2 separate regions of the Homo sapiens genome follow, and region 1 is linked to region 2. The links are chromatin loops, found by intact Hi-C in ENCODE. Cell type or tissue: PC-3. All regions are shown on one strand.

Evidence for each region. Hi-C counts contacts between places; a loop is a spot of excess contacts. Peaks named below come from ENCODE experiments on the same cell type or tissue, not always from the same donor. Only the 100,000 strongest peaks of a DNase experiment are listed, where the experiment ranks them.
Region 1: it touches region 2 in a loop (6-fold over the local background); 2 of 110 quality-filtered maps call a loop at or near these places.

What each region holds. Positions count from the first base shown.
Region 1 is chr6:38,811,102-38,816,101 of GRCh38, forward strand. DNAH8 (dynein axonemal heavy chain 8) reads left to right here. Exons shown (of 93, transcript NM_001206927.2): 25 at 2,953-3,028; 26 at 4,367-4,556. Among named protein-coding and RNA genes, the nearest start is that of DNAH8, 98 kb to the left of the region's middle. In PC-3, no CTCF peak of the experiment used is centred here; a DNase peak (open chromatin) is centred at 2,580; H3K4me3 peaks cover 1,675 bases; H3K27ac peaks cover 2,216 bases; H3K27me3 peaks cover 825 bases.
Region 2 is chr6:38,931,077-38,936,076 of GRCh38, forward strand. It overlaps DNAH8 (dynein axonemal heavy chain 8), which reads left to right. Exons shown (of 93, transcript NM_001206927.2): 76 at 735-917; 77 at 4,516-4,621. The region is part of intron 2 of DNAH8-AS1 (DNAH8 antisense RNA 1); the gene reads right to left. Among named protein-coding and RNA genes, the nearest start is that of DNAH8-AS1, 20 kb to the right of the region's middle. In PC-3, a CTCF peak has its summit at 2,529 (motif pointing left); a DNase peak (open chromatin) is centred at 2,575; H3K27me3 peaks cover 3,853 bases.

The DNA of each region.
Region 1 (5,000 bases), 120 kb before region 2:
TCTCAGAGTGCACTTTCTATTTGAGGGTTTATAGCTTTCCTTAATGCTAGAAAAAACCTCAGCAATTTTCCCTTTAGTTATTGCTTCTAGGATATTCTTTCATTGTCTTCTTCTGGAACTCCTATTAATTGAATGTTGGGTAGAATGACCACATAACTTATTGTTCCAACTATGGAACTTTTGTGAGTGAAGGAGCACTGTCCAGATGAGGTGCCAGGACACAGTGAATCTGGAACTGTCCTGGGCACACTGGACATGTGGTTATTTCATATGTTGGGGCTTCTCATTCTCTTCTCGTTGTCTCCTAATGACTCTGTCATCTATGTTATCTTTTTGCCTTTCTGAACTACATTATGGGCAGTATCTCTGTATCTATTCTAAAGATTTTGTCATCTGTGGCATCTTAAATATTTCAAGAAAAAATACTTTTTCCTTATCCTCCAGATATGGTATTATTTCTGCCTTTTTAGTTTAGCAAATTTTTTATTTTTTTGGAAGAGTCTTCATATATCACTGAACATTTTCCCTTACTTTAGAGCTTGTTATCTGGACATTAATTTTTATCTAGAGTGAGTTTCTGTTTCGTTTTTGGATTTCGTTAGCTCTCTTTCTTACCCTTAGACATATTCACGCATACTTGGGTTTTAATGTGCAGGCTCTCTTTGAGCGAGAGCTTTGTTTTTGTGTTTCTTTTTCCTTCTCTCTCTCCCTATCTATGAGTTTCACTTTTGCCTCTAAATGACACTTGGAACCCTGAGTACAGAACCAGGTCTTATTTCTTCACAGTTACTGGCCCCTGGAGAGATACTGGGGGTATGGCAGGTTTGGCTAGGGAGCACACGGGTAGCCTAACTTAGTTACTTATCAGGGAATTTGTGGATGTGCTTCTTTTGCCCCAGGTCTGCATCTCCTGGAAAAGCCATAGCTGCAGGAAGTAAGTTGACGCATTTTGTCTTGCAGCATCATCTGCAAGACAGATGGGAGAGCATCATCTTAGTTTTTGGCCTTAAGTAGTGAGGCTGGCCGAGGCCCCATCCCTCATTGAGTCCTGTCCATCCTCTATATTCCACCAGAGCCAACCTCCCCACGGTCACTGCCTCTTTCCAGCCCGGAACCCTGGCTAGGCTGTCCTTGAGTTTCTCTCCATTTCTACTTCATGGAGATGCTTACCTTGTATTTGAGCATTCTCATGTCCTTTATCTCCCATCCATGATTGTGATGAGTTTGGCAAAAAGAAGCTTTTTTGAAGTATGAACTCACTATGCTACATTGATTTACAAGTTCTGCGGCAATTTAGCAATTTTTGAGGAGGCATACATGAGGATAGTACTAAAAACCCTTACTTGTCTAAAATGTCTTTCTCTTATGCCCACACACGAACGCTAGCTTGGTCTTCTGGGATCAGAATCCCTTTCTGTCACGCTCTACAGAGGCTGCTCCATTGGCTTCTTTGGTTTCAGTTTTTAGAGGAGAGTTCTGCTGCGAATCCGATTTTCCTTTCCAACTAACAACTTGTATTTGTTTTGATGCTGACAGGATTTCTCTTTTATTCTTGAAATTCACAAATTGTATGTTTAGATGCAGGTGGATTTCCCCCCATTAATCCTGTCAGGCACCTAGAGAATCTCTTGAAGATGAAAAAAAAAAGCCTATTCTTAAGGTTAAAGGAGTGCTTTGCTTTAATTTCCCATATCTACACAGTATTCACGTGCCGTATCTAGGTAGTAAGCATCTCTGAGCGGAGTGACTCTCTGGAAATTACTTAGCCTCTCCCTACCTTGGTTTCCTTATCTACAATATGGAAAGAATAATAATCGTAGGGTCTGCCTCACAGAATTAATGTGAACATGAACTGGTAATCTATGGAAAGTGGCTGGCATACATTAAAACATTCAATAAATGTTACTTATTCTTACCTTTTCTCTAAGTATTTTCTCTCTCTTTGTATTTTGCACCTGAAATTTTGGAGAATACCTTCAGCTGATTCTCTAATTTGCTATATAAGGTACCAAATGATCTAGTGCACTGTTCACTGCCTTTATTATTCAACTGTTCCTTTATACTTTATGAAAACTCTTTCTTATTCTCAAATTACACACTTTGAATCAATGCCCACACTAATTTTATTGCAACATCTTGAATTTCACTGGGACACTATGAATTGAGGGGTTTTGTTTGCTTGCTTTCTTTTTGTTCAGTCCTTTCCAATAATACGTTTATCTGGGAACCATTGGCCCTGAGTGCTAAAAGTTGGGTCTTCACTTTTGAACTGTGGCCTCTATGTTTCTTGTGATCCCCTCCCACCCCCCATCTGCTTGTATTTAGAAATGGAGGTGTAAGTTTTCAGTAATGACGGTATTTCTTGCACTCCCAGAGAAAAAGAGAATGGACAGTTTACATTTATTATAATTTTGCCTGGGATAGGGGTGGAGGTTAAGACAGAGGGAGCTATGCTAGCCAGACTAATTTGCAGCTCTGCATGTGTCCTTCATAACTGGACTCAGGCGTCTGTGCTGCTGTCTGTGCATGAGTGATATTGTTTAACAACGCGGTTTTTGGAAAGCATGGACCAGAAACTTCCTGTTTAATCTTGTGAAAATATAGATAAAGAAGCATATAAAAGTATATGCTGGTGATCTCATCTTGTATCTGTTGCAGGGCTGGGAACAAAGAATGCCTTTAGTAAACATTGTTAAAGGTTATTACTGAGAAAGAACAACATTAAAATAGTAGAAAATGTATATGAGATTACTATTTTACTTCTAAGACTATTGGGTCATTGTATTTTCTTAGTTCTCTGCAATTTAGGGTTCTGTTATAAGTAATATTCTCTTTGTGTAATTTGGCCTTTTAAAAATGATCTTTATTGTTCGGACTGAATTTTGTAGCATAATAAACTAACAATGAAATTTTAGGGTAAGGTTCATCAGCTAAATGTCCATCTCATTGCAGCCTTTATGGGCGAAAGCAGTCAGAAGATATTATTTCCTTTATAAAAAGTGAAGTACATCTTGCAATTCCTAATGTGGTAAGTATTATTAAATACACTGATAATTTGATAAGGTGCTTAAGAAGTATAGTACTAGAACTGAGCTTTCATTTAGGTAACATTTTGGTCCTATGTCTTTTTTCACTTTCCCTCACTATTTAACAAATTGGAAATGTCATTTATATCTGTTATGAAAAAGCTACTTCTGGGATGGGTGCAGTGGCTCACGCCTGTAATCCCAACACTTTGGGAGGCCAAGGCGGGTGGAGCACCTGACGTCAGGAGTTTGAGACCATCCTGGCCAACATGGTGAAACCCCGTCTCCACTAAAAATACAAAAATTAGCCAGTTGTGGTGGTAGGTGCCTGTAGTCCCAGCTACTTGGGAGGCTGAGGCAGGAGAATTGCTTGAACCTGGGAGGTGGAGGTTGCAGTGAGCTGAGATCATGCCACTGCACTCCAGCCTGGGCGACAGAGCAAGACTCTGTCAAAAAAAAAAAAGTTACTTCTGTATTAGCTCATGATGTATTGAAGGACTCGTGAAAGAATTGAGTTAGGCATCTGTTCTGCCAGCAGTTAGCAAGCACCCTACAAATTGCCTTGCTTTTTCTTACTTCAGACATTAAATTATCTAAATAAAATCATCACAGTTGTCCAGATCCCTACCTCAAACACATGACTGTGAGGCAACGCACTAAGGTAAGGATGGCAGAAGAGAAAGACAAAAAGAGCCTGTGCCCTGAGCATCTGAATCACCCGTGTCTTCCCATGGCACTTATCTTTACAACTACCCCAGCTGCTGATGGGCATCTGGAACTCCAAGCCACATGGGATGGCTGAGCTGCATTCTGCGATGGGTCAAAGGATAAGGCCAGGCAGAAACGGTCCGTGACTCACCTAAAACCACCTTTACATGGTCTGACCTCCTGAAGGATACCTTCTTAGCTTATTTGGCACATTTCAAAGAACTGAGGTCAGAATCTTGGTGGTGTAGCTTCTTCAGTTACTTTGTTTCATAGATCTCTAACACATAGTCTGTAATTTCCCACTGCATTCTGCCACCCTCATGGGGAAAAGGATGACAAGTACTAGTTTGACCTTTTTAACAAAATCAAAATGTCATTTCTATCTGTTATTAAAAAGTTACGTCCGCATTAGCTCGTGGTGTAATGAGGCTTGCAGGAATCGATAGCGGGAAAACTTCAGGATAGAGAAAATCTGCATCCTCCCCATCTTCCTCTATCATTCTCCCCCTCAAATCAGCCTTGCACTGGGCCAGCCGAGGCTTGCCCCACTCAGTGGGGAATGGAGGTGGTGAAAATTGAGGGATGGACTGTATGTGCCGGCAGTATTACACATTTGTTTCTTCTTTCCACAGGTGATGATTCCTAGTTTGGATGACATTCAACAAGCCATTAACCGTATGATCCAGTTAACCCTGGAGGTCAGCAGAGGAGTGGCTCACTGGGGGCAACAGCAAATCCGTCCCATCAAGTCTGTCATTCCCAGCCCCACCACTACTGACGTGACCCATCAAAACACAGGAAAACTGCTGAAGAAGGAAGAAAGTAAGAATGTAAAATTAGTCAATGATCTTACTGATCCTTTTTGGATTTGATAGCATATAGATTTTTAAATTATTTTATATGTTTGATACCTTTTGCATTTAAAAAATAGTATGTTTCATCTTAAACATAACGTGCAGGCATTTTTTCCTGGCTTTGGGTGGTGGGTGAAAAGGATTTTTAAATCACTTTTCTACTATGATGATCTTAAGTTAAAAATTAAAATAAACCTTAGCACTAATTTTACTTTCTGCATGATAGTAGGTTGGATAAACTTAAGGTAAACATAAATTCGTCACTTAAGTAGTTATGAATATGATATGATAGTGACCCAAAATGTTATGAACATTTTTTTGACACTTCCTGTATAGAAAGAAACTGGTTTCTTTTTTATTTTATTTTATTTTGTTTTATTTTATTTTATTTTATTTTATTTTAGTTCTAGGG
Region 2 (5,000 bases):
GGTCTTTTAAAAGATCCTAGATTTTTATCTGCAATGTGAAGGCATAATGCCTTAGAATGTGATGGTGGCCTTAGTGATGTTTTCGGTCACGGGCAGAATTAAGATTAACCAGAGATTTAAGTCATTTAAAAATTCTATGATTGCCACCTGATTTTTAGATAGCAAAAACCAATTGTTTTTTCAACATGCTGCAAATAGTAGTGTTGAAGATAAATGTTACCTTTTTGAAAAAAGTTGGCGTTTTTCCTTTGAAAATTACATTAACTTTTTCTGTTGTCAAATATGCTTCAGATATACCTATGAAATTCAAAAAACAAAATTTCCTATAAACACATCAAATTTCCACAGTAGGAAACAATTTTCTTAACTGGAGAAAAAATAGCGGCTCCTGTACTACAAACAATTGATGGGAGTGATAAGTACTTGCTAAAATGTTAAAGTCAAATCTTAGATATGTCTAAGTTTTCCTTTATTCACCGTTTGTTTTGGATAACTTTTTCATTTGATTTGCTTGGTATCATTGCTAAAAACATCACCAGGCAGGACTACAATTCTAAATTATTCTAAATTGAATAGGCTTTATTATTTAAGATCAGTGATTAAAATTTTGTAACTTTCCTTCCCAATTTATTGAAGCGTCACAGCACTGACAGGTAAATTCTTTTCTAAATTGAACCCAAGTTCCTTTCCCTGCCCTTTAAGCTGTTTTTAATTTTATATGTGAATTTATGTAGGTGAAAGTCGGTGATAAGGAATGTGATATCATGGATACATTTAAACTTTACATTACTACGAAGTTACCAAATCCTGCCTTTACCCCAGAGATTAATGCTAAAACGTCAGTCATTGATTTCACTGTTACAATGAAAGGACTTGAGAATCAGTTACTAAGGAGAGTCATTCTAACAGAGAAACAGGTAATCTCTCTCTCAAGGTAAAGAATTTCTGCTTATAATACATGCTTAAAATGTATTGAGAAATTGCTAAGTATGTGAAAAAGAAAAAAAAATTTAAAAACCATATTTATCCTTGTTAACATAAGTATTTCTTTTGCAGCCTTAATTCCTGTCAAGAAATCATGTAACTCATCTTCTCATCCAGCCTGAAACACACACACACACACACACACACACACACACACCCGTCTCTTTCTACTTCTGTCTTTAAACTTCTAGGTGTACTGACTCTCTTATGTATAGTCCTTGTCTTGGGGACACCTGAAAACATCAATAAAACAATGATTGAGAGAAAAAGAAATTCCTCTGAATGGCTCTTCTTTCCACTGTAGTAGTTTCAACTACTACAGTCCAATAATCTAATGATATAGGGAGCCATACCTTTATTTTTAATTAAATTTTCCTGCACTAAAGCAGGGAAATTATGTCTAACTGAGGGTTCTAATAAAACAAAGAACAACTTAGGACTGGAAGATTTTAAGAGACTGATACAAGATTAAACTAATTTTTAAGTTGAAGCTCAGAAAACATTGTTTTATGCATAAAATATAATTGCATAAAATATTTTATGTATCTGCATTATAAAGTACATTTGCATAAAATATGATAAAGTAATTAATTTTAGAATTAAAGATTCAAGACAAAGGCAAGGTTAGAAATAATAAGAGCAGCAAGGCATGAAGTGGATGGGTGAGAAAAAGAATGACAAGGGAGGAAAACAGACAGAGGAGGGAAAAGAGGAGATGTGAATCCAGGGTCCCAAACACAGGAGAGACATCCAAGAAGGGAGAGGGAAATGACACAGACACCAAAGAAGTAGACTCAGTGAAAGGCAACATCCTACCTGGCTCATAGACAGTTACCACAGGCACAGGCCCTTGAAAGGTGGCTGGTCTGGTGGAGTGAAAAGGGCACAGTCTCAGCTTTGACTCTCTTAGTTGTTTGATCTTGGTTTCCAACAAACCTGGGGCTTATGCAGTCCAGGAAGGGATCCCGTTCCTCTTCCACAGCCAGGCGGAGATGGCCCTGGCCCGGCAATTCACTGTTTCCATCGCCTCTCAGGATCACATGCTGTTAACTGTTGACAGTTAGTCCCTTGTGGTCTAATTGGTGCTGTGGGTTTATTTTGAGATGATTCCTCGCTGGTCTAGATCCCCCATGCAGGCTGCACTAACCTCCAGAAGTCAAGCAACTCCACTGTCTAAAGGTCCCCAGGGCTCCCCACACCCACTCTTCTTATTCCCTAGCTTCCTCTTCAAGAGATGTGCTAAGATGCTCATAGCAACCTTGCTGGAGAAAAAAATGCACATTTAATATGCAGGAGGGTATTCTAAACATTATATTTAACCCTCCTAACAATCCTACTATTATACCCATATTTTTACAGATGAGCAAATGGAGACCAAAGAAAATAAGGGTCTCGGTCTGTAACAGCACATGGACTTTGCAGCCTGCCAAGCCTCCTAGATAAGGTTTACAGGTCCTGCTATGAAGTTTAGCAAGAGTCCACTGTGCTATGATATCTGTTTTTCCATATCCAGAAAAGGAAGCTAATATGATTTCATTTTGTCCATGTATTCCTATACTGCCACCCAGGGGTGACCATTTTAATGAAAATGACTAACTGGTTATTTCCCTGCAAATACAGCAATGCTCTTTATCGCCCCATCAACTCCTGCCACCCTGTAAGTACAATGGCAATAACACTAGTCTTGGAGTTGGAGGACAAGGGTATTAGGCTGTTTTAACACACAGCTAGTTACTGGCAGAGACCGGCCTAATACCCTTGTTATTCAGAGTTCATATTTCTGGGTCCTTGGCTTTTCCAAATGTAAAATAAAGAAATTGGACTAAATTCAGCACATTTCAGTTTGACAAATATTTATTGGGTTGAGTTTCTTCTTTACAAAGCCACAAGATAAGTACTGTCAATAATACAAAAATGAATAGGAAAGCTTATGTATCTGTTTTCTAGATGCATAAACCGTAGTTGGAGGGAAATAATCTACTGATAGATTGTGATACAAACTATATTAGAGGCCAGGCGTGGTGGCTCACCCCTGTATTCCTAGCACTTTGGAAGGTTGAGGCAGGTGGATTACCTGAGGTCAAGAGTTTGAGACCAGCCTGGCCAACACGGTGAAACCCCGTCTCTACTAAAAATACAAAAATTAGCCAGGCGTGGTGGTGCACGCCTGTAGTCCCAGCTACTCGGGAGTCTGAGGCAGGAGAATTGCTTGAACCTGGGCGGCAGAGGTTGCAGTGAGCCGAGATCACACCACTGTATCCTAGCCTGGGTGTCAGAGGGAGACTCCATCTCAAAAAAACAAAACAAAACAAAACAAAAAACACGCACAGAAAAAAATCACAAAAAAACAAAAAACAAAACAAACTACATTAGATGTACAGATGAAGGCTGTGCCATGGCTTTTGATTGACTGGTTCAGGAAGACTTTTTGAAAATGATGAAATTTCTGAAGCAATTTTCCCAGAAACCTTCCCAAATAAGTTTTAAAACACCTTCTTTTAACGTAATTCTAAGTGCAGCATGTGATTCTGTATAAAATCAGAAGAAAAATGTTGTAAGGAATATTATTGAGATTATTGAGATTTCAATGTAGACTCTGTGTTTAGTGAGAGTATCAGTGATACTGACACATCAGTATCAGTGTTAAATTTCCTGAATTTGAATATTGGGCTACACTTATGTAAAAGAATGACCTGGTTCTTCAGAGATTTGCTAAAGTGTTTAGGGGTAAAAGGACATGACATCCACGAGTGATTCAGCAGTAATAATAATGATAACAACAATAACAATAATGACAACATTATGTATTCTATAGAGATATAGTGATAAAGCAAAATGTGATTTGGTGAATCTAAGTGAAGGCTATATGAAAGTTCCTTGTATTAGGCTTGCAACTTTTTGAATGCTTGAAATTTTTTCAAAATATAATTTTAAAAATATATCATTTTATGTAAGAAGAAAAAAACTCCTGTAAACATTCAAGTTTGCCCTCTGTAGAAGGAGATACAAATAAAATGGAAAATGGGTTTGTATTGGCAATCGGCTGTGCCAAACCAGGTACCTGGTGCTCCCATAGGAACCAGGCCAAGAGCTCACATTTAATCTGGGTAGCCCCTTGGTTTCTTGGTATTATTGCCTTTTTGTTTCTACTTGTTCTGACTGCAAATAAAGATAGCATTTCTTACAGAAGCAGTGTGGGAACAGGGCCAAGAGAATGGGACATGCTATTTATAAACTTAAAGCTGGCAAGAGAGCTTGGGGTAATTGGGCAAAATTATTTAGCAGAATTGTCTGGTGCCTGCCAGTATAAGTGCTGTGGAACCTTAATGACAGTAGGCATAATTTTAAAAAAATTTCCACAGAAACAAAAATATGGATAGATAGATTTGGCTAATGATAGTAATTTCTTCTGCCATTCAAAAGGTACTTTGCTTTAAACTTTTAAAATTGTTAATAAACACTAGTGAGTTGGGTTTACTGTAATAACTGGTAATTATAGTTCCAATGTTATTTTTTGTTTTTTAATGACAGGAGTTAGAGGCTGAGAGGGTTAAACTTTTGGAGGATGTTACTTTTAATAAGCGGAAGATGAAAGAACTTGAAGATAACCTCCTCTATAAATTAAGTGCTACAAAAGGTATTGTGTTATTAAGAAGTAATGAAATAACGGATTCTGAATAAGGATTTCATTTACACTCTTTTCAATGCCCTCATGACTATAGATGTTAGGAAATACTCATGTTATCAATGCAAAAACAAGCAAGGCAATTTCCATCTAGACATTAAAGAGGGACGGCAGAGAATCTGATTTTTGAATTAGCAAATAGAGACTGAGCATCTGAGAATAACACAATTTTCTTGATATAATTGCTTTCTCCTGAGAAAAATTAGGGCTCCTGATAGAGCTAGATAACTCATTATAGGTTAATTTGCTTGCCCCAAAGAAACTAATGTGCTCAATCTATTTTTTTTTTTTTTTTGAGACAGAGTCTTGCTCTGTCTCCCAAGCCAGACGT